Linked DNA regions of Mus musculus: regions 2 and 3 are each linked to region 1. A link is a loop called in an ENCODE intact Hi-C map of the cell type or tissue named here. Cell type or tissue: left cerebral cortex. All regions are shown on one strand.

Region 1 (8,000 bases):
ATGGTTGTGAGTCACCATGTGGTTGCTGGGAATTGAACTCAGGACCTCTGGAAGAGCAGTCAGTGCTCTTAACCACTGAGCCATCTCTCCAGCCCCCTATGTATACTTAAGGCACTGTAACAAAGTACCAGCAAGTCAGTGGCTTAAAGCATCACAAATGTGTCATCTTCAGGTATGAAGGTCAGAAGTCTCCATGGTTTTCTGGGCAAAAACAAAGGAGACAGTAAGACCTTCTGGAGGCCCCAGGGCGAGAATCTATTCCTTTCTCCTTCTCCAGTGTGTAGAGGTTGTTTGTGTTCTCAGGCTTGTTGATTCTGCCTTTTTCAAAGCCATTAACTTGGTGGGCTCTGTGACCCGGATCACTCAGATCACTCGGACTTCGATCCCAGCTTCCATGGCCACATGTCCCTCTCTGAGCCAGTGCTCTTCCTGCCTCTATGTGGACCCCAGTGGGCTCATCTGCATATATCAAGACAAGCTCCCTACTTCAAGCTAAAAGGCCTTTTCTCTGCAAAATCCCTTTTGCTATGGAGGGTGACATTCCACGTTCTAGGATTTAGGATGTGGGGATCTTTAAGGGAGGGAACATTCTGCTTACCACGGAAACTCTGAGATTTGAGTCAAATTCAGGAAAAACAAACAAACAACAAACCTTAGGGAGTTGTGGTTGAGAAGGTAGAAAAACTGGGAGCTGGAGAGATGGCTCAGAGGTTAAGAGAACTGTCTGCTCTTTCAGAGGTCCTGAGTTCAGATCCCCGCAACCACATGGTGGCTTATAAACATCGGTAATGAGATCTGGTGCCCTTTTCTGGCCTTCGGGCATATGTATATGTGCTGAATACATAATAAATAAAAAATTTAAAAAGAAGGTAGAAAAACAGCAGGACAATCCAGAATGGGTGTCAGAGAAAGTAGAGACGGGAAGGATTTTAAAAAACTAAGTTCATAAACCTTTCACTCAGCAACCCCACCCCTGAAAGTCTGCGTGACAACAGTCCACGGAAGCTTGTTCCAGCTCTGGAATACTCTTGATTCAAAAGAACACAGGACATACATTTCCCAAATGGGGGTTGTGTGATCTATTTTTAGCATGGAGGATTCAATTGTGCACATGTCCCTGCAAACTAGGGCCTTAGCTCAACTGGCCCTCTATTTATTTTATAAATAAAGCTTTATTGGCATGCAGCTACATCCATTCACTTATACAGGGTCATAGCTTCTGTGATGGATACTCCTGGTTGTCAACCTGACTACATCTGGAATGAACTACAATCCAGAAATGCAGGGCACACCTGTGATTCAGATCTTGAGGCTGGAAGGCACAGGCTTCTGACTGCGATCTTGTCTTGGGATAACAAACGCGTTTGATCTAGATTTTGAGGCAGAGTGGCCAAGAAAGGCTTAGGTCCAGGCAAGGTAGTACATACCTCTAATCCTAGGACTGAGGCAAGCTGATCTCTGAGATCAAGGCCAGCCAAGTTCCAAATCCAGACATGGTGATACACACCCTTAATGTGACGGCTGAAGGCCTATATAAGGACATTGAAAGAAGAAGACTCACTCTTCTCTCCAGCCCATGGAAGACTCACTCTACTTCACCTGCTCACACTTACTTGCCGGCACATCCGTTGGAACCCACTACTTGAGGATTCCAGCTTACACAGAAGACCAGCTGAAACTACTAGCCCCGTGGGACCGAGCTACTACTAGACTCCTGGACTTCCTGTTCACAGCTACCCATTGTTGGGTTAGTTGGACTGCAGACTGTAACTCATTACAATAAATTCCCTTAATAAATAGAGACAGCCCATAAATTCCGAGACTTTAGAGAACCCTGACTAATACGGCTTCTCTCAAGTTGTAAAAGTGTCAGTAGTTATTGTGTTGGCAAGTTGCAACAAAGACGGTCTGATCTGAACAACTTAAAGACACCATTTAATTAAATTAATCACATTGGGGCCAGGATCTCACTATGTAGCCCTGGCTGGCCTGGAACTTGCTGTGCAGAACAGGCTAACGTTAGACTCAGAGAGATACATCTGCCTCTGTTTCTCAGTTGCTGGAAATAAAGGTGTGTGTACCACCAAGTCCCACTTTATTATTTTTTCAAAGAATTCTTAAGTGTGTGTGTGTCTCTGTCTTCTATGTGTGTGCCTGTATTTCTCTGTCTCTGTCTCTGTCTCTGTGTGTGTGTGTGTGTCTCTGTTTTCTATATGTGTGCCTGTCTCTGTCTCTCTGTCTCTGTCTCTCTTTTTCCCCCTCTCTCTGTGTTTTACATCTGCCTTCAGGGAATGGAACTCCTTCATGCCTTGAGCATGCTAGACTAGCACTCTACTCGGCCCTCAACTACCTTTTAACAGTAGCTGGGCAGCTCTTATATACAGTCACACCCCATCCGGTCTCACAGCCTTCCTTTCCTACCTTATTCTATCAGCTTTTCCTTTGAATGTGTCAAACATATACCTATAGCTCCCTCTCATTGAACAGTTCTCTGTTTCTGAAACATACTTTCTTAAGACCTGCACCCCGGCCTTCTACTTTCTGCTCCAAGTTACCAGAGGAACCTCTTCCACCCATGCATCCTCCCTGCACTCTGTACCTCCCCCCCTCCCCGTCCCCTCCCTCATCCCCTTCCTGCCCCAGGCTGTGTATTCTCTTCTCTGTTTTCTTCTTGTGGAGGCACCCTGTGAGGTCTCAGCGAGTGGGGTGGGACTCCATTCTGCGCTTGTTCAGAACCCAGGACATGGAGATCTGCAGAAAAGTCTTGCATGTCCATGGTTTTCTGGGGATATAGGAGTGGGAGGAGATTTTCCAGCTTCTCTCTGTGGCTCGCTGTTGCTGCTGCCCAGACTCATTGCAAGCACCACCCTGGAAGGAGGGATAAGGGTTTGCAGGAGCAGCCTCTCTCCTCCCCTTTCCCTTCCACCAAAACACACCTGAACAGAAAATTCAGGTTTGGCGAGGAAGTCGTGGAACACTCAGACATATTTGGGAGTGTATATTTTTACAGTTACTTTGGGAAAGTGCATCTAGTGCCTTCTGCTACTGCAAGCTGGAAGTGACCACGCCAAGAGGAGCCATTCCACACCTGGCAGACAGAAATAAGTTCACAGGCTTGCAAGGCAAAGCAATGGAAATACGGAACAGCATTATGGGTAAGCCTCCCTCAAGCTAGAAACCAGGCAGATGCCACCCTCCGCCCACCATACAGTGGAGGATTGAACTGCTGAATAGTCGCACTATGGCACAAACAAGTCACCTGCCAGACTGATCAGGGCGCTGGAGGTGGGGAAGTTGCCTTGGTGTGGGAGGGGCTAGAGGAGGCCTGCAGGGTTTCTGGGGTCCTGGTCCTGGCTGGATGAACTGATTACACAAGTCAGTTCTACTCATGAACATCTGTCTTGTGGTGTCTTGTGATCTGAGCATTTTGCATCTTGTGTGTAGGTGTGTGCGTTTTAATGGAAAACTTAAAATATGTAATCTCAAAGAAAATTTGCAGTCTGGATGTGGTAGCTAGTGCCTGTGATCTCAACTCTTAGGAGGCCGAGTCAGGATTATCCCAGGAGTGTGAGACCAGCCTGGACTACACAGTGAGTTTCAGGCAGCTTGGATACAGAGTAAAGTTGTTAAAAACAAAACCAAACAAAACCAAAAAAATGAACGAACACAAATTACCTGTGCTGGAGCTCTTTGGGTTGTTCTGGGGACCAACTCTTACTGGGGGGACTTTGTTTATAGTGTCTGATCACTTCACTAATGTCAATTTATCTGAATCAATCGTTTGTTTTGTTTTTCTATTTCCAGACAGGAAGACTGGCTCTGAACATGTGCATTTGTCGCCACCAAGTGGCTGTATGTGTGACTTGCAGTGGTAGAGAAATTACAGAAATGGGGTTTCTGAGTCACAGAGTTCTGAAGTTCTGAAATGGAAATCTAGTTGTCAGGATCTCATAGTAGCCGAGGATTTCATACCATTACTTGAAAGCTCATTTTTCTATCTTTCATCGTAAATTATTCTTTATGCGAATAAAGCCCTGCCTCCAGTTGTGACCTCTGTGGGTCCTACTGTGCACAAAGCTGTGTATCTAAAATACCACATGTTTCCCACAAATGGGTCTTCCAGATGTTTGCGGTCAGCACTCTGGCCCTCTTTTAAACGTCCTTTCTTTCTCGCTGTCCCCCAACGGTTTCTCCTATGATAAGATTTTAAGTCCTTTTTGCTACCTTGGCTGCTATCACTGAAGTGTGGCATCTCTGATGTGACCCTCAGACCTCAACTCCCCTACACTATGTGGGTGTGACTGCATCTTCTGTAGTTATATTGTTCACTACTCTGAGCCACTAACCAGTGTAGGTGGCAGCTGGTGCCAAATGCTTCACTTGGTCCAACAGTTGCTCGATGACCCAAACAGGGATTAAGATGCCCCCTGAGTAGCTGACTGTAGCCCAGAAGGTTCTCTTTAGAGTTTGAGCTGATCGGGTGGCAGGGTTAGAGGCAGGCATGCATGCGTAGTAGACTCAGGAGTGCTGTTCAGGTTCAGGGATGACGGATTGGCAGAGAGGCTGAAGAAGAACATCTTTGTTGGTCACACATCCAGGGAAGACCAGGAAGGCATGAGAGAAATGAGAACACTCTAACTCTAACAAAAGTGACTTAGAGGAGGAAAGGGTTAATTTCACCTCGTGGGTCACAGTCTATCATTGAGGGAAATCAAGACAAGAACTCAAAGGAGGCTTGCTTGCCTTCCCATATGACATTATTTCTTTATGTGTGTGAGTTTTGTGTGTGTATGTGTGTCTGTTCTCTGTGTGTTTGGAGGTCAGAGGACAACTCTCAGAAATCAGTTCTTCCCTTCCACCATATGGGTTCCAGGGATCGAAATCAGGTCATTAGGCCTGGTTAAAAGTCTTCCTCCACACTGAGCCATATCTCTGGTTCCCACAACATTATTCTGATCAAGGAACCCACTTCACAGTCAAAAGTACGGCACGGTGGAGGATGTTGCTTGCTAGCTGGCGTGCAGGCTCATGCCTGGCTAGTTTCTTAGACAATCCAGGGCTACCTACTCAGGGAATGGTGCTTCCCACAGTGGGCTGGGCCCTGCTGAATCCATTAACCATCAAGACAAACCCTCACAGATATATATCCCCCGGGCAGTTCCTCAACTGTGACTCTATTCTCAGATGACTCTAGGCTGTGTCAAGTTGACAGGTAAAGCTAACCGGGAGAGGCAGCGTCATGCTGTGTCTGATGTTGACTGCAGCATCCTGTCTTCCTAGCACTCATTTGGAAGCCCTTGCCCAAGGTTATAAAAGTAGTAAACAATTACTGGGCACAGAACACTCTCCGGTAGAGCTGCCTGTAGGTTGGGCAGGGAACTCTGGGGATGGAACTTCCCTGACTTATTTATTGCCCATCTTGGGGTAGGTTTCTTGGTAATGGAGCAGATGTTGAATCACACATGGTGTTGCAAGCCAGCCTTCCCCTATGCTTCTGTAAATAAACTAAGCTAGATTTGGATGGAGTTGTGTCTTTGGTTGGCCATTGGTGCCCTGTCTGGGGCGAATAGACATTTTTCATGTCTCTCCGTGAGAAATCACACAACAGCAGGTGATGAATAGATCTTGTGAGAGATGGATTAGCAAGGATGGATGGACCGACCAGGGAAGATTTTATTTCTCTCTTTGGGTGGGGTGAGGGAGGGAAATGTCGCTTCCCTTTTATTCTCTTCTGGTGACAGCATGGATATAATAGAGAATGTTTACTGAAGGAAGATAGCAACGCGGGACATTGGAAGAAAATCCCTCTGGAGTCCAAATCCACTCCCAGTGTCCTCGATCTGTCCTCTGGGCTTAAAATAAGACTTACTGTGTAAGGTGGTGCAGGCATTCATAGAGATCACAGTTCAAGAACACACATGCTGAGAAATACTTTCTGCAGAGAAGAGTGAGTCAATCGCTTTCTTCTGTGATTCTTTAACTCGGTGGCCTTTAAACCGTAGTTTCTCTGTACAGAAGGCCATTTCTTATCTCTTCCAATCTGCACAGGCAGCTCTCTCTGGCCCCTCTGGGGCTCTGGGAAGAGATAGGGGAGGGCACCAGGAGAAGAAGTGTATGAAGAGGGTAAGGGGACAGTCATGCTCCCTGCTCTGAATTCAGGGCCAGGCTGACAGTAACTGCAAACAATCAGCCATTGCCCCGAGGGAGGGTTCCGAGTTGGCTGTAAAGAATTAATGGCCAGGAAAGGTGTCTGCCAATTGTTTTTCCACCCAAGGTGCAGAGATTACAGACATTCAGTAGCGCCCATCTCAGATCCAGGCTGGCTCCTGGTGCTGGCTGGCAATCAACCCCAGAGACAAGCATCTCTGCAGAGTGTTAGGAGTCAGAGTCTCGAGTCTTTCCGGAGGGAGCTCCCGAGTAGATGCCAAGATCCGCAGCGCCTCTTCTTTGAACCTTTTCCCAACCATTAAAAAAAAAAAAAAAAAAAAAAAAAAAGGTCCCACGCTCCTTTGGCTTGTGGTCTTTCCCTTTCCTGATGGGCTTCCGGCGTCTCTCCTTCCCCACTGATTTTATTTTTCTGTTTCCAAATCATATCTGCCTGCCTGCCTTGTCGAAGCCGTATCAGAGGCGGGAAATCTCTTCTTGGCTGGCCCGATGGTTCCCCAAAGAGCCAACCAAGCCAGTGGTGGCACAGAAGACACACATCAGATTGGAGCTGGTTGCTGGGAAAAACTACAGGTGGTGTGTATGTGGCCGAAGCAAGAATCAGCCCTTCTGTGATGGCTCCCACTTCTTCCAGCGTACTGGCCTTTCTCCACTCAAGTTCAAGGTCCAAGAGACACGCACAGTGGCCCTATGTACCTGCAAGGCCACTCGGCGGCCCCCTTACTGTGACGGTACCCACAAGAGTGAGCAGGTACAGAAAGCAGAAGTAGGTTCCCCACTCTGAGGGGATACTGTGACTCCAGGCAGTAATGCTGAGCCACACATGGAAGGGAACCTCCAAGGACCCCATCTTGTTAGCAATTGTACCCTGAAAAACCTGTATTCTCCTGTTGGGCAGCTGAGAGCCAGGTCCAGCATCCGGTAAAGCTGTCAATAAACACTGAGGCCTGCCCTCTAAAAAAAAAAAAAAAAAAAAAAAAAAAGGAGTCAGAGTCTCTCCTTTTAGGGTATGCTCAAAGCCCATGGTTTTCAAATAAAGCTAACTGGGTTGCTCTTTAGTGGTCCATTAAAGAGACCAGATCTCCTGTCCCGGTCCGACTCCTCCAATGCTCCCCTGGCTTCAGTATCATCTGGGACTGCAGAGTAGATGCAGCAAGAGCATCAGTGATAGCAGTGACATTACGGGGTGACAACAGTCACCAAGGTTACAGGGATAGCAGTCACTGTTCACTGCTTCTCACTTTGTCTCTAACTTTATCAGCTGTGCCCCTGGAGATGTTAGTAGTGAGGCCTGAGGGCTGGAAGAGGGAGGTCTTGGGGGGGGGGGAGCACACAATTGTTCTGGGCTGGCACAATGACTTCCTTCACATGGGGCAATGACATCAGCGTGGATAATGGTTGCCACCTTACTGGCCAGCAGCATGTCCCTGTTTCAGGGAGGCCCTCCGGGGTGGAGAAATGCTCTCCTGCTCCTAGATACAGGGTAACAATTTCTCCAGAGCTGGTTTTTTTTTTCCCCCAGATGCCCTATGCTGCACTGTATGCTATGGCTGAGCTGGCTAATCTCAACTGTAAATTTGACAAGATCAAGGATCACCCATGAGATGAGCCTCTGGGCACACTTCTCATTGGTTACCTAGATTAAGGTTAAGTTCTGAGAACATTTGTAAGGATTAACATCTGTAAGGATCACATTAATTGATGTGGGCAGGCCAGACCATTGTGGGCGGAACCATTCCCTCCACTTGGGTTCTGGAAAGCATAAAAAGGAGAAGTCCAGCCAAACGTAACACTTCCATTCCTCTCTGCTTCCTGACTACAGATGCAGTGTGAGC
Region 2 (8,000 bases), 480 kb before region 1:
ATTTAAACTGTCTTTGGTTTAACACGGGTTTGTGTCATTAAAGGTTTCTTACGTTACTGTTGAGTCAGATATCTAAGGTTTAGATTCAGGTGGCCTGTCCTATTTTGTTTTGAGGGAGTCATTAACCTTACTGTCACTAAATAAACCCCTGCTGGTGCTGTTTATCCAGAGGTATTGTGTGTTGTTTCTTAAGCTGTTTAAAGTGGGACTGCTAAGCACTTGGTATGTATGAGTGTGTGTTGTACTGAAATCAGTGTGTTGTGTTGCCTCCATCTCTGGTGTTTATGTGTGTGATGTTTTGTTTGTGGTCAGTTGCAATATAGGTCTTTTTTTCCCCCCTTTGGTTTTTGAGACAAGGTTTCTCTGTGTAGCCCTGGCTGTCCTGGAACTCATTCTGTAGACCAGGCTGGCCTCGAAATCTGCCTGCCTCGGCCTCTGCCTCTGCCTCCCAAGTGCTGAGATTAAAGGCGTGCGCCACCACTGCCTAGCACAATATAGGTCTTATGCCCCTCAATATGTTTTAGACGTTACCCCCTACCCTAGAATCTCTGGAGGATTTCATACCTGATACACTTATGGTGAGTCGTTATAAAGTCCTCTTCGAAGTTTGGTTAAATGGCTCAAGCTCACTTTTAACTGGAAGGGTGAATTCTTACTTTTTCCAGGTGATTTGGTTTCATTTTTTTCTTTGCTTCCTTCCCCGAGACAGGGTATTCCTATGTATCCTGGCCTGGAATTCCCTTTGTAGACCATGCCGGTCTTGAACTCAGAGATCTGCCTGCCTCTGCCTCCTGAGTGCTGGAACTAAAGGCTTATGCTACTATGCCTGGCCTGCTTTTGTATTTTATGTGTTCCTTGTAACTTCTATTTTAATTCACATTATGCATCCCTAAAAGTATGAAAATCCATGAAAGATACTAGGAAGTTTGTTTCATTCAGTTTGTAGGGTAAGTCTTCACTGTTCACAAAAGTACCTTATTGGCCTTTTTGAGTTGACTCAAGACTGGATCTGGGTTTCCCATAGGAGTCCTTTCACTTGGGAGAGGGAGAAGTAGGAAACTCTTTTTCTAGACAAGTCTAAAACCTAAGCTTTGAGAGACAGCTGCTAGCTTAGTATACATCTGGTAAGGAGAAGGCATTTGATATAGCGAGCAAAATGTCACCATGGCACTGGTGGTGACAGGATGTGGACCATTTAATCTTAAGGCAGCTTTTCCAGGACAGGAGGAGGAAAACAGGATTGTTGACTTTGCATATCTTCCTAATGTTTGGGTTCATAGACATCTGCACGTATTCTCCGGGAGACAAATTAGGTGATGACCAGTAACTGGTGTGCCTCTAAGCCAGGGGCCTTTCACATTCCTCCAAAGGTCCAAACTCCAAGGTTCCCAGACTACACAGAGCCACTCGAACAAGTAGTGTTTTATCTGTGGGGAGAGTATAGTTAGCAAGCTACTGAAAATGAAGTCAGATGCATTCCTAAGCCTCTTAAATTTTGTTTTATAAAGAACAAAGTCCCAGTGACCTAATAACTTCCTGAAGGGGTCAGATCAGAGCAAAGACATTGCAGATGTGTGGGAGTAAGCTGTAAATTATTTGTATCCCTCAAACTCATCCTCACAAGGTCTCACAAGCAGCATTAACACCACTCGGGAAGCAGAAACAGGACGAGCTGAGTTCAAGGCCAGCCAGGGCTATATGCCAAGACCCTGTTGTCTCAAAGCAAACACGAATATTGAGGTTTAAAATTAAACTGCACACCCAGTTGGGCAGATTGCAGTTTAGTGTTCTTGAGAGCCTTGTGGATGTGACTTGATCTTTGCCCAGGGGCCTAGAGAGCATGGTGTGTGTGTGTGTGTGTGGTTTTAATAAGGCCTCAGAAATGGATTCTGCAAAGACTGAGGCGAGGCCATGGATGCGTATTCTGAAGACTGACTCCTAGTTTTCACATGCTTTTATCGATACTTCTTAACCAGTTGGTCACTGGGGTGTATTTCTTGGTAGCAGGTGCTGGGAACACAACAGTAGGCAGAACAATTTCCTTGTCCATGGGGAAAGGTGAGCAAAAAGGAGGAGGAGATTGGAGGAGTTGGCCTAGGCAGGTGAGATTTCTATTGCGTTTAAGGCAGAAGCTTCTGTGATAAAAGTGGCATTGGCTCTGAAGGAGTCAATGGGAGCAGTGTGGACAGTTAAGGGAGAGTACCCTTGGTGGTTGGAAAGATGGCTCAGAGGTTAAGAGCACTGGCTGCTCTTCCAGAGGTCCTGAGTTCAAATCCTAGCAACCACATGGGGGCTCACGACAATCTGTAATGAGATCTGATGCCCTCTTCTGGTGTGTCTGAAGACAGCTACAGTGTACTTATATATAATAAACCTTTTTTTAAAAAGTACTCTTGACCAGCAGATCCACTAGAATCTAAAGCCGTGAGGCCAGAGGTTCAGGGTGGGGTCAATTTGTGGTTAATCAGTGAGTGGTTTGAAAAGCTTTGGCTCCTAGTGAGTGAGGTTGCATTTCGCTCGGTATGTGAAGGATGGAGACATGAAGAGGTAACTTTGACGATGGTCTCACACAGTTTCCCTGGATAGCCTAGGTTCACTCCTGCCTGAGCCTTCATGGGTCACAGGCATCCTGCGTGGGGATCCAACACTGGACAGCGAGCAGTGCAGGAGCTATGTCTTGGAAGTATTGCAGGTAGAGCAGAAGAGAGGAAGGTAGGAATTAAGATGTCCTGGCAGCTTTTGAGAAGTTAAGAGCTGGCGCAGATTTGGGAGGGGACTGGGAATTTGGGTTTCCTGACTGAAATGTATGTTAGATGTGAGTTGAGTGAATCATTGCATTAATTACGGAAGTCAGGAGAGGCACAGCAGGAGAGCCAAACTTAGGAACTGTAAGTGTATGGATTTTTAAGAAATGGTGCTAAAGTAATATTTTAGAAGGAATAAGGGAGTATGTGTGAATGCTGGGCTTTCTGCTCATTTTGGGGGGGGGGTCTGAAACTGCTAGAAATACCTATTTGAAATAAACAATTTACTTTGGAAAAAGTAGATTGTTGTTAAAGCCATAAGAGAATACCTAGGCAGTGAATATATAGAAGTCTGAGGACAGGCAAGATGACTCAGGGTAAAGGAGCTTGCCGCTAAGGCTAATGGCCTTAGTTAAGTCCTTGGGACCCAACTCGTAAAAGCTACCCCCTGGCCTCTGTGTGCAGTGTGTTCTACACCTGTACAAACACAAATAGATGTAATTTTAAAATTGACAAAGGAGCTAGAGAGATGACTCTGGTTAAGACTCTTGCAGAGGTCCCAAGTTCAATTCCCAGCAACCACATGGTGGCTCACAACTATCTGTAAAAAGATCTGATGCCCTCTTCTGGTGTGTCTGAAGACAGTGATAATATATTCACATACATAAAATAAATCTTAAAAAATTAACAAAAGAGGTGGGCTCATACACGTGAGTGTGCACACACAAACACAGTCAAGTAAGTTCTAGGTATGGTGATAGTCAACTGTAGTCTGCTACTTAGGAGGCTGAGGCAGGAGAATAGTTTGAGCCCAGGTATTCAGGGGCTACCTGGGCAACATTGTGCAACTTGTCACAAAAAAAGAAAAACCAGGATTGAGTTCCAGGACACCCAAGGTACAGTGGTTGGAATGGGCAGGAGCCTGCAAGGTCGTGGGCTAACCAAAGAGGAAAACTCAAAAGTCAACTGCAAAAGCAGTTTTAACAAGGGAGGTCTCGGCCGCAGACATGGAGAGACAGAGGCGCATCTGCGGCAGGCCTGGATGGACCACTGTGGACACATTAGTACAAAGACCATCCTTGCTTTACACGGAGTCTGGAAGGGGTGTGGACCCAGTCTGGATACAAAAGGGTTCCCGGGAAAATGGGCCTTCTCTCTCCAGGCCTTCGGAAGTCCAGAAGTCCAGTGCCCCTCTTCTTTTTGCAGGTTCCCCCCATCCTGGGCTCCCTGGGAAGGAAGTAGAGAAAAGGCATGATTGCCTCTGACAATATAGAACCAGACTGTGGCAAAAATCTTGGCAAGAGATAGATTTTTCCCCCCACAAAGATTTAGTATATGTGTGAAATGTTTTGCCTGAGTATGTATGTCTGTACCACATTCGTACAGTGCCTAAGGGCATCAGATCCTATGGGACTGGAGTTACAGAGACCGTTGTGAGCTACATAGGTGGTAGCGCTCAAACCTAGGTTCTTTGCAAGAGCAACAATTGCTTTGAACCTCTGAGCCATCTTTCCAACACCATACTTTTTTTTTTTTTTTTGGTTTTTCGAGACAGGGTTCCCCTGGCTGTCCTGGAACTCACTTTGTAGACCAGGCTGGCCTCGAACTCAGAAATCCGCCTGCCTCTGCCTCCCGAGTGCTGGGATTAAAAGGCGTGGGCTACCACGCCCGGCCATACATCTTTAAAAACAGTTTAAATTCGTAAAAAGCTTAGTAAACTTTTTGAAGAACCTCTTTGTTTTAAGGGAAGTCAGCTGTAATAGACACATAGCCACAAGAGGGCGTACTCTCCTCAAAAGTCACAGGATTGAAAAGTCAGCTGTAATACACACACAGCCACAAGAGGGCATACTCTCCTCAAAATTCACAGGATTAAAATGTGAGGCAAAGGAGGTTGAGGGGAGAGCCATAGTTTTCAGGAAAGCTCAGCTCTGGCTGCGCGGTAAGGCCAATGCCAGATTCTGAAATCTGAATTTTGTTTGTGAAAGATCAAAGTGTTCCTTTATTACTGATCTGGTCTGTCTGTAGACAAACCTCAGGGCGTCCTTCATAGGAGTCCTTCAATGTCAGGGATTTTGTTTCTTTGGTGACTATCTTATTAATCATAATGGTCTGAAAAGCATTTTGTCGTGTGAAAGTGGTATAATAGCCAGTATTGTTTAAGTGTTTAATGCCTTCAAAATATGAAGCTTATTTATTTAATACTTGTGAATATTTTGCCTAGACGCTGTCTGTGCACCGTGTGCTTTCCTGGTGCCCATAGAGGCTAGAAGAGGGGGTTGGATCCCCCAGAACTGGAGTGACAGATATTGTGGGTGCCAAGAACCAAACCTGGGTCCTCTGCAAGAACAACAAGCGTCCATAACTACTGAGCCACCTCTTCAGTCCCTGAGTATGAACCTTGTCAACAGAGACTCTTGTAACTCTACCCTGGTCACTTCAAGAGGCTGTGATTATCCTTAATGCAAGTGTTGATCCTAGGCGAGTTCTGGAGATGCCGGACCTACCTTGATTTAGAGAGATTTGGCAATCAGTTGGAAATTGTAAGCTGGCTCATCTGGGTGGAGCTGGGAGGTGTTTTTGTTTGTTTTTGTTCTTCCAGTACTGGTTGAACTTAAGACCATACAAGCACACTCTTCATTTTTTATTTTGAGGTGGGTCACATGAAGTTGCCCAGGCTGGCTTTGAACTCATTCATTATATAGCCTAGTAGGTTTTGAACCCCTATCTCAGCATTCTAAGTTTCTCAGTAACTACAGCTGTACCACTAGGCACAGCTCAGAACTGGGATTTGAATATACATCTAGCTCTCGAACTTCCTGCTTGTGTAAAGTAAACGTATGCAAACCTATAAATGTTATCAAGAAACCATTTCAAAACGTCACGATGGGCCTGGCGAGATGGCTCATCAGCTTATGGCTGTTGTTACCAGGCCTGATGACCTGAGATTGACCCGAGACTCACAAGATGGAAGGACAAAATGGACTCCCTCAAGTTGTCATCTGACCTCCATATATGTGCGCTCTCTCTCTCTCTCTCTCTCTCTCTCTCTCTCTCTCTCAGTGTTATATAATAAATAAGGGGCTGGAGAGATAGCTCTGTGCTTAGTAGAAGCACTGCTCTTGCCAAGAACTCTAGTTAAGTCCCCAGCATCCACACCAGGTGGCTCACAATCATTTGTAATTCCTAGTTCTAGGGGATCCACCACTTGGCCTCCCAGGCCACCTGCACTCATGTACACATAATTTTTAAAAAATAAATCTTTTAAAAATGAATAGATAACATTCTCAGTGTTTTAAAGTCAGAGATGCTCAAAGCAAATGCAGTCACCCAGGTCTTCTCCCTTGAGGACTGAACTCCATCGATCTGGGAAGGACTGTGCAATCTGTGTTTTTGTGATTGTAGCTGTTTCTTCTGCACGGGCTCCATCACAGGGAGCTACTGGGAGTGAACACGGATGAATGTATGTGAACGGATCCCTTCCTGGGTTGCAGCTAACCTCGATCAGCATTGTAGTGATTGACGGACTCTCAGAGACAATCACTCTCTTTCTATTTGACTGTCCATTTCCTTGTCCTGTGACTGCCTATCTGGAAAGAGTTTGGAAAAGAGTGGGGGCGGGGCAGGTGTTTTTAGCGGGGGAACTGCCTGATCAGGCTGAAGGTCCACCTGGACAGGGTGCCAGCCACCTGGCCGAGATGATGGCCGGTGTGGAGGCTGGTACTGAAATGTGGACCAAGAGGACTTTGTAAGGTCAGTGGCTACATAATCATGAGAAGCAGCAACTAGCAGGGACCGTTATCAGCAGAGTGGAAAGCAGAGAACACAGTCTTCCCATTTCTAAAACAAGGAAATGAATGCAGTGACGTTCAGTGGCCAAAACCATCATGGGATTTGGGAATGCGTCAGACAGACGTGGTAGAAGTCAGATAACTGTCTCACGCTCCCTTGGACCTCAGCTTTTTTCTTTTAGTTTCTTCTTTTCTTTCTTTGTTTCCTGTTTCTTTCTTTGTTTCCTTGTTTCTTTCTTTGTCTCTTTCTTCCTTCCTTCCTTCCTTCCTTCCTTCCTTCCTTCCTTTCTTTCTTTCTTTCTTTCTTTCTTTCTTTCTTCGGTGATTTCTAACCTTCCTCCATTCCAGCCATGTTATGAACACACACACACACGCACACACACACACACACACACACACACACACACACACACTTCCATGAGCAGGAAGGAGACTTTCCTCCCCTCTGCACTCCTCACACAGGCTGTGGGCTGTGGTGGAGTGAGATTCATTTTAGAAATATTCAGGATCGTTATTTTTGCAATATTCCCCTTCCCAAGCTTGCTTCTGCCCCAGCTCCTTAAGAGCACATAAGGCCAGGCTTCAGCGGCTCCTGTGGCAGGAGCAAAAGGCTTTGGTGAATTTCTAGCACCCAGGTCTCCACCAACTTCTAGTAAGAAGAAATACATCTCCAAGACAATGAAGACACCGTGGTCTTGGCTGAGGACTGTCAGCCCTAGAAGTGCTTTACACTCCCCCAACCCCCTCTCATGGGTTCTGGGGTTCGAATGCATGACAAGTACTTTATCAACTGATCCATATCCCCTGCCTCCTGAACTAGTTCCCTTTATCAGGGTTCTCCCCCAGTTTTCTGAGCTAGGGCTGGGGTAGAAAATGTAAGCCCAGAATGCCTGCTTGTTTGCGTTTGCACCCTGGTTAGACCCTCTCTGATCATTCTGAGTTCCACTCTGCTTTCAAAGGCATATGTGCAACCGTCCTCCATTCCTTTCTCTGTAGGTCACTGGATTCTTCAATGGGATTGGCAGAGGGACCAAAGCCCCAGGTCCTGCCTCGGCATGCTCGAAGTGGTAGGGCCCCATGTCTGCCACCCCCTGAACTCTGGGGATACAAAGTGGCCCTGGATAAGATGGTCTGCTGGTCTCCGTCTCTTCTCCCTGCCTGCGGAACCTGGGGACTTCTAGATGGGAGGCAGCTCTGATCCACAAGAAGGCAAGCCACCAAGTAGCTAAGCTGTCCACACTTCGTTCTCAGATTTCCTGCTCAGCCCCCTCGGGCCACTGCCTGGGTCTGCAGGCCCAGCGGATTGGAAGCCCCCCTCCCTCCCTCCGGCTCTGAAGGAGGCTGGGCCAGCCAGGGGGTTATTTTGGGAGCAGCTTCTGAGATCCAATGGCCTTGTTAGGGCAACACTGACCTTTCTATCCTGGGAGGAAGGCAGGGCTGGAGAAGGGGCGGGGCAGCTGGGAGA
Region 3 (8,000 bases), 260 kb after region 1:
TTTTGGGGGGGGGAGGGGTCCTCTCCCCTGGGAGAGTGCTTTGACCAGGGAAGTGTGGGAGGTGCTTGGCCATGCAATGGGCTGGCCCCTGTGTTTATCTTGAGAAAAGTGGAGGCTGTGGAGGTGGAGGGAGGTCGTTCAGAGCCAGGTGGAAGCATTTGCCTGGAATTACAAGTGTGGGCTGAGAGAAATAAATGGGCTGGTGTTCAATAAAAAACGTCCACCTCGGCAGAGCTGGGGTACCAGTGAGGCTCTGCCAAAGCAACTCCAACCCAGAGCCCCTGGTGCCCCACTTTTGGAGATGCTGGCTGTGTTTGACTTCCATATGACTCCTAATGGTCTGTCTGTCCGGTTCAGTCCTTTGGGACTCCAACAAGGGAGTGGAATGGGGAGGGGGAAACACTTTGTTAAACCGAAGGAGGGCTTTGGGCAGGCAGTAAAGTGTTTACAAAGTAGGAATCCCTTCAGCATCTTTGGGTGTCCTTATCGAAGGCCTTTATATACAAGGCTCACATCCCTCCCCTGGTGGCAGGCCTGTGGGCTGTGGCAGGCACTGCCCAGTGATCTATGTCTTTAGGCCTTCAGCCCCAGCCAGGTCTTTGTTCAGACCAGGAAGCAAAAGGGGGAAAGCTCCATTTCTCTCTGAAAGGGAGAACAGGGGAGGCAGCTAGAGAAGGGGGAGAGATTCCCACACCTGTGTGTGTAGGGCGGGGTTAGGGACAAGAGAAAGAGATGTGTTGTGATTAAGGTCGGCTGTGCTGGACTGCTGACTAGATGATAGGGGATGAGGAAAGAGGGAGGGAAAGGGAGAGAGAAAGAAAGAGAAAGGGAGAATATGAATATACGAGAGAATTTTAGGGTGTGCAGGAGACCCTTCAACAGCTGTCCCCAGCTTTGCGAAGCATCCCCCTCCCGCAATTCACAGCCCTGTAGCGTCCGGAGTTGATCGGGCCTCTCCCTCCCCCTGCCTGCTCGCACTGCCCCCCCCCCCCCCAGTCACCTGTTCTCCCACCCTTACTTCAAAGGCTGTTCCAGGTTTCTCTCCTCCCCCCATCGCCTCGTACCTGCGCCCCCGCAGGGTAGCCTGAAAGCGATGCTCAGCTGGGTGGTGTGGCGCGGGGCGAAGAGGCGAATACCCCGCAGATCCTGTGTGTGCAAGAGCGATGTGTGTACGCGCTTGAGTGCGCGAGCGGCCCCGAGCCGGCCAGCCCGGGAGAGGGTGCGTGGGGGAGCCCGCGAGTGGCAGCCGCGGGCGTGTGCCAGGCGCGGGCGGGCGTGCGCGCGAGGGTGTGTGTGCGTGGCCGAGGCGGAGCGCCCGGGCGGGCGGCGGCGACGGCGGCGGCGTTAGGACTCTGGGGACACCGCCCCCCGGCCCCCGCGTCCCGCCCCCGCCCAGCCTCGCGCCTCAGTTCGCGCCGCGCCTGGGCTCGGAGCGCAGCGGCGCCGGCTCCCGCAGCCGGAGAGGAGCCAGCCCCGGGAGCCCAGCGGCGCGCACTGCCTGCAGCCGCGCTGGCGATGCGGGGCCGCCCCGCGCCCGCCCGAGTCCCGGCCCCGGCGCCCTCGGGAAGGGGCTGAGCCGCTTGCCGCCCGGATGGGGAGCCTTGGCGGGCTCGCCCTCTGCCTGCTCCGGCTCCTGCTCCTGGGGCTGCAGCGGCCGCCGTTGCCCGGCGCCGGAGCGCAGAGCGCCGCAGGTGAGTGCGCCCGCCGGGCTCCCCGGGCCCCTTCGCTCTCCCCAGCCCTGGGAGGAGAAAGTTGGGTCCCGTGGCCAGGGGATGCCGGGGCCCGGTGGGAGTCCCGTCCCAACCTCCGGACGCAGCTGCTGTGTCCAGGCGTGCCCAGTCCCGCTCCAGGTCCCCCCCTGGCCCCTCGTCGCCTTACTTTCCTGCCGCTTCCCCCCCACCCCCGGGCGGGAGTAACTTTGCGCGGCTGTTGCGAATATTTCCACTTGCTGCCTCCCACTTGTCGGAACCTGTCACTCGAGTGTTTCGGGGTGGAGGGAGGAGGCGCCGCTTCTCGCCCGGCGCGGAGCACTGTCACCCGGGCAGCTTCCTGGGCTGCGCGCTCTTGGAGTGGGGAGCACAGGTCCCTAGCAGGCCCAGGCTGCCAGGGCGGTGGCTTTTCCTTTCTCCTGGGAGACACTGAAGATCATCCAGTGTTGTTCTAAACACGCCGCTCCCCTTAGCGAGCCCTTAGCAGCTGGGACTTCCCATGGGAGTGTTCTTGTGAATGACCCACTCGGCTAAACCCTCACCTCACCTCGTGGCTCTGTCCAGAGTAATGGGTACCCTGCTAAGGCCCTTTAAGTGCAGTGGCTTTGATCAGTGAGCTAGTGGGCTTCTGAAAACTTCGGGACACTCGTCTTTCGGCTTGCCCATGGGCAGGTAGCTAGTTCCCCAGAGTGTGTCTAGTGTCTTCTTAGTGGCGACTGAGCTGAAGAGACCACTACCGAGGGTCTCTCTCATCACTAAAACCCCACTGGTAGGGCTTCCTTCCGTGAGTCCCTTAAAGAGGGAAGGAGAGGTGGGGAGGGATACCTCCAAGTTCAAAATCACCTCGAAGTTTCTTAGCACCTTTGGTTTAGGAGTGACCACACTGAGCTGCTGTCGCTGGTCGGGGTCGGGGGCGGGGGGCACGTTGAGGCATGTCAGCGGAACTTAGGAAAGGGTTCTTTTTGGATTGCTAAGCAACAGCTGTGCTCACATAAGAAATCAGGGGAGGAAGAAAGGGAAAGAAAGGCAGTGAGCCTGATGGAAGTCTCTAAACAGGCTGCTTTTGAGAGGAAGAACCGCCGGAGTGACATTCCGTTAGAAATGTCTTAGGTTTTCTTCCCTGACTTGATGTTAAAATGGAAACTGGACACAGGATGTATGGGAAGGAACAGCTTGTTTTCGTGCCAGCGAAGTTGAGCAAGGAGGCCACTCTTTTTGAGGTGTCTGAAGCTGAAAGGCTGGGACAAGAGGGGGAGAAAAGAGACGGCCGCAACATCATTCTGAAGATGCTTCAAGGCTCTTGTTTCCCTCGCTTTGGGGTCTGCGTTAGGTGTGCTGTGTCAGGAAGCTGGCAGGAGGGTGCTTGAGGCAGTCCTGGGGACCCGGGTATGACTTATGATTCTAATCTTTACTGTCTTCTAAGGCTTGGCGGGACATTCATACGTTAATAGTACTCACGTTCCCGCAGCAGAAACCGGATCAAACACGTCCCACAGACCTTTTTTGGGTAGCAGCTGTAAACCCAGAACCTGCTCCAGAAAGCTGTCCAGGGCTGAAACGCACGCCGGTTCCGCATGTTACCGCAAGGTGGCGCTCGCTCACAGCTGTTAAATGCAAATCGAGCCGCTTTCATCTCAGGGATAGAACTTCGGTTCAATTTTTAAATGAGTAATGTGTTTATTCAGCAGCCTTTTGTTAAAACATTTAGAGAAGTGTGAGGAGGAAGCACCTTTTCTTTGTTTGCTGCTCGGAACACACCGGGAAGAAAAGCAATCCTGGAGTACAGTTTGGGAAGAAATCGACTGCGAAGGCGCCATATGTTTCCTTTGGTTCTACCTGGGCCCATAGCTTTTGCAAAGCTACAATAGCATATATTTAGCAAGCGGCTGCGTTGTTCCCGGCTCCTTAAAGGAGTAGGATTAGCTTGTCTTGGTGACTTGGTGCGTTCTAAGCTCCGCTCATTTATAGAAATGGGCATCTTTTTTTTTTCTATACCTAGCTCATTATCGCTCTACTTTAATGCTAACTAGATCGTTTAAACTGGATTCTTCCGGGGCTTTCCTTATGAACATCTGTAATTGTCGACGCGTTAATCCTGCAACTGTTGACTTGTTAAAACGGACTTCTCTTCTTATTTTATTCCTCATTGTGGTATTGTCAGAATCCAAATTTGTTATAAGTATGATTATAGTTTGGGTCTCTTTTGAAAAAGCTTATTTTAAACTTTCTGCAAGTCTGAGTAAATAATGCATTTTAAAACTCAGTAGTGTGTTCTCCATATTCCTTTGATCTGAAGATTCCCCGGTCTCGGAAGCAATTTCAATTTGTGAGCTTACATCTAGGACATTGAGGGCTGATGGGCTTTGCTGTGACTGTTGGTCACAGTGTCCAAAAGTCGGAGTCAGAAGCTGTCATCAAAGGCAATTTCCCCCTACCTTACTCTACCCTGTGTTTCATGAGCCACTACATTTTTTTTTTTTTTGGCGAGGGATTATAGTAAAAGAAAAAAAGTGCTTTGATAATAGTTGGTAAACAGAACACATGATTTGGGAATGAGGGAAGGCTATGGCTACGTAATTAGATACGGGATAATTAGTCTATTTATCAGTGGGTTTCAGTATTACAAGTTAAAGCCAAATCTTGACAGGGACCGACTCTGGGTGGCAGTTGTAAGCAATGTAGTCATTTAACTCAATAATTGCTGCCAGATACCTCTGGGGAGCTGTTCCCACTACAGTTGCATTTTACTTTCTGTCCTGGATTGCTTGATTTGTTTCCTAATAACAGAACAATTAATGTGGAGACCTGGCTTTGATTCTGTTCCAGCAACAACAACAAACATGAAATAAATAGAGACCTCCGTCTTGGGTTACAGTCTGTACCTTTCTCTTCTGTTTCAGTTCCTTCTTGTTTATCCTAAGCACATTTCCACAGGCTTCAGGCTGCCAGCAGAGATGGCTTCTCTTGTAGTGTTATAACTGTCACCTTACAGAGCCATGATCAGAGGATATTACAGCATCGTTCTCTTAAGCACGGGATACTCCCATGACTCTCTGACTGCGTGTTGCTGTGGAAACAAGAGCATTGCTATGTAGGCAGTGGTCCTTGATAAATATTTATCGATGGTGATGAAGAGATGGTGGAGCCTCACAGTAACCAGGATGGGGAAGGAGTATCGTGTTTGGGAGGCAGCGTGGCTTGGAGAAAAGCACTGGAGCTCAATGTTCTTGGTTTGAATCTCACCTCTGCCTTTGGTACTGGCTGTGCCACATTGGACAGGCTGTTTATCTTCTCCAACCTCAAGCTCTTATCTGCAAAGTGAGGATAATTAGAGCTGCCTCACTGAATTTTGTGAGGACTAAAGCAGAAGATGCATGGGGGGGGGGTACTCTGTCCAGAGTGGGAGCCAACTGTTACTCTCCTTGGCATGGCTCTGTGCTCCTGCGTGTATCCGAGCTGGGGCCGTGGTGCTCCTGCCAAGCTAAGTGAAGCACTAAGCAGGAGACGGCTGGACTTTCATGATGCTTTTTAGTTTTCCATCCTTTATTCATTTTTTGGGGGGGGGGAGTGGGTCTTGATTCCCTGATACTATTTTTAGAAAGAAATTTCAAATGAAAAGTCCCAGCAAGTGACAGTAGTCAGTTTAGTTGTCCCAGAATTTGTGGAAAGAATGTTTTAACTGCACTTTGACCTTTGAACTGGCACAGATTTAAAAAGGTCATCAGGGTAAAATCTTTGGGGCTTATCACTGTTTCCTCTTTTTTGCATACGCTCCTCCTTTCTGGTCAGGCTCTGTCCCCACCTCTGCTCCTGCCTCTTATGAACCCCAGAAATAAAGTGTGCGCTGCACCTATGAAGTTGATAAATAAGCAAAGACTAAGACCAAGGTATAGCAGGCTATGGTATTCCAAGGAACAAATTTAAAACGCTATGAGAACAAGCTGTGTCCAACAGGTGTGATGGGTTTAGGAGCCGGCACCACGAGGCTAGGAAAAGTCAGTTAGGATGTTTTATGGCATCTTAGAAAATGGATTCAAATGGAGTGAGAGAGGAAGGAAGCCACAGGGTTTAATTGTTAAATCAGATGTAGTTAAAGGGACAGTGGTAATCAGTTCAGATGAACCAGGATACTACCCCCCCTCCCACCCCCACCCCCGCCCACCGACCCCCACTGGGCCTGTTGAAAGTGAATCTCAATACAGGAATGAGAGGCAGAGAGATGGAGGGACAACATGTGAATGGCAAATGGTGACACTTAGGGCCTCTATGGTCCCCAGATCTCAGTGTGATTCACTTGGCATTTCCTATGTACACACCAGGAGGGCTACTCAGAAGCCCAGTGGGATCCGTATTCAGTAAGTCACTAAGAAACATACCAAGTCTGCAGGGTGGTAGACCCACACTGGAGTGTTGAATGAAGTACGCGTCTCACTCATACATCCAACCTCTGCACACCAGTGGAGTGTGCATAGGACCCTTTGTGGTTTTTGAATATTCATATTAAAATTTTTATTGGGTGCCGGAGGGACTAAAAAGCAGCAAAAAGCATTTTTGGTGATTAGTTTGTCAATTTCTTTAAAACGGGAAACCTGCATCTGCCATAGGACGACGCCCTCATGCTTTTAGGAACCTGCCTGGCAGAAATTAACACACAAGTCCAGAGGAAGATGGGAGCATGAATGCTCGAAGAAGTATTATTTGGAGTCGCCCCAAATGGAAAGGAACCCACGTATCCATCCGATTGGATATTGCTGCTAATAAAAGAGAGTGAATTTCGGATATCTGCTAAGACATATATCAAGAATCAGATGCTAAGTTAAAGCGGCTAGATGCTTTTCATAGTGTATGGGGGACTCAGAAAAGGCAAACCTATGGAGAACATTGGCTTCCCAGGCTGGGCACGGGCAGGGGTTCTCAGCAAGCTGGTGTGAGATCGCTTTTTTGAGACGATGGAATTGCTTGACCGCTGGGAAGGAGGCGATCCTGATTGGTTAACTCCAGGAATCGGCAGGACATGCTAGAAGGATATACTTAGAGTGGGTGGAATGTTGTGGAATTAAATCTTTAAACTGTTTACTTCAATGTGAGCTTCCAAATGAAGTGTGTGGTATGATCTTGATGAAGCATTTCTCTGCTTCCACATCTGTAAAGCAGGAATACCACCAGGCATCCAAGGAGAGTGTCTTATCTCGCTCCAGTTTCCAAAATACTTACATGGGATACTTGCAAGGCCTGTAGGTTTTTAGTCTCTTTAATCTGTGAATTAAATCTCTAAACTAGTTGCCTCCTTACTCATTGCTTTGGCAATAGTTAAAATAAAATTTAAGGCTATGAAGTTTTGGCAAAGAACTCGAGTAATTAGATGGCTCTATGCATTTTTGAGGTTGAAAGCAGGCTCTTTGAATACTGCTAGCAGAATATTGACTTCCAGGCAGCTAGGATGAGAGTCTTAAAGCCCACACCCACAGTGACACACCTACTCTAACAAGGCCACACCTACTCCAACAGGGCCACACCTTCTAATCATGCCACTCCCTGGGCTGGGCATATATAAGTCACGATAGCAAGGATGTGGCAGTTTAGCAGAAGCATCTTATGCTTCCCAGATAAACACAGGTGTAGTGCTTTTTGGCCCTGGGTTTCCAGCCAAGATAAATAGCTGCACAGTTGAGGAAAAAAAAAAAAAAAGCTCTGTATTGGTTTTCTGTCTATCTTTTTTAGGGGCTTCCATCAACTCTCTGGAATAGTGTGTGTGTGTGTGTGTGTGTGTGTGTGTGTGTGTGTATGTAATATGTGCATACATGTTTTAGGCATCAAACCCAGGTCTTGCACATTGCTAGGCAAGTGCTGCACCAATGAACTATATTCCCAGCCCCTGGCTTTGGATGTAGGCTCTTGCTCTGTGGTTCCCCATGTACCACCATGTCTGACTTTCATGCTGATCTTAAACCAGTGTTACCCATCTTGATCTTTTTTTTTTTTTGCCATCTTGTACCTTGTGCTCAGACAGGATTCAGAGCTCATGTCCCTCTGTCCCTGAGCTCCTGCTTCATGGCATCCTCTCAGCCTGCTTCTCAGAATGCCCCAGACACCACTGTATCCCCTTTTGTCTCTTGGGTCTGGAAATGGTCATGAAAACAGAATCTGTTTTTGTGAGTCATCCCCCTTGCCCGGCAGGTGGTCATGTTTTCATCTCAAAATGGCAGTTCAGCTGTCTCCTTGTTATTGAGTAAAGATGAATGAAAGAATGAGTGACTGCATAGGCAAACTCATATCAGCAGGCATAAAAAA

Evidence for each region. Hi-C counts contacts between places; a loop is a spot of excess contacts. Peaks named below come from ENCODE experiments on the same cell type or tissue, not always from the same donor. Only the 100,000 strongest peaks of a DNase experiment are listed, where the experiment ranks them.
Region 2: it touches region 1 in a loop (5-fold over the local background); 15 of 42 quality-filtered maps call a loop at or near these places.
Region 3: it touches region 1 in a loop (4-fold over the local background); 4 of 42 quality-filtered maps call a loop at or near these places.

What each region holds. Positions count from the first base shown.
Region 1 is chr2:162,918,220-162,926,219 of GRCm38, reverse strand. It overlaps the pseudogene Cisd3b. Among named protein-coding and RNA genes, the nearest start is that of Srsf6, 9.3 kb to the left of the region's middle. In left cerebral cortex, a CTCF peak has its summit at 3,850 (motif pointing left); DNase peaks (open chromatin) are centred at 2,876, 3,188 and 3,851; H3K27ac peaks cover 647 bases.
Region 2 is chr2:163,397,992-163,405,991 of GRCm38, reverse strand. Oser1 (oxidative stress responsive serine rich 1) reads left to right here. Exons shown (of 4, transcript NM_025699.2): 4 at 1-170. It also overlaps a transcript of Jph2 not described here. Among named protein-coding and RNA genes, the nearest start is that of Jph2, 4.0 kb to the right of the region's middle. In left cerebral cortex, a CTCF peak has its summit at 4,563 (motif pointing right); a DNase peak (open chromatin) is centred at 4,577.
Region 3 is chr2:162,654,491-162,662,490 of GRCm38, reverse strand. Ptprt (protein tyrosine phosphatase, receptor type, T) reads left to right here and starts at 1,344. Exons shown (of 31, transcript NM_001291150.1): 1 at 1,344-1,691. The coding sequence starts at 1,592. It overlaps 9430021M05Rik (RIKEN cDNA 9430021M05 gene), which reads right to left and starts at 1,328. Exons shown (of 4, transcript NR_033569.1): 1 at 1,065-1,328; 2 at 695-770. In left cerebral cortex, CTCF peaks have their summits at 520 and 3,284 (motif pointing right); DNase peaks (open chromatin) are centred at 587, 1,236, 2,096 and 3,292; H3K4me3 peaks cover 4,001 bases; H3K27ac peaks cover 2,728 bases.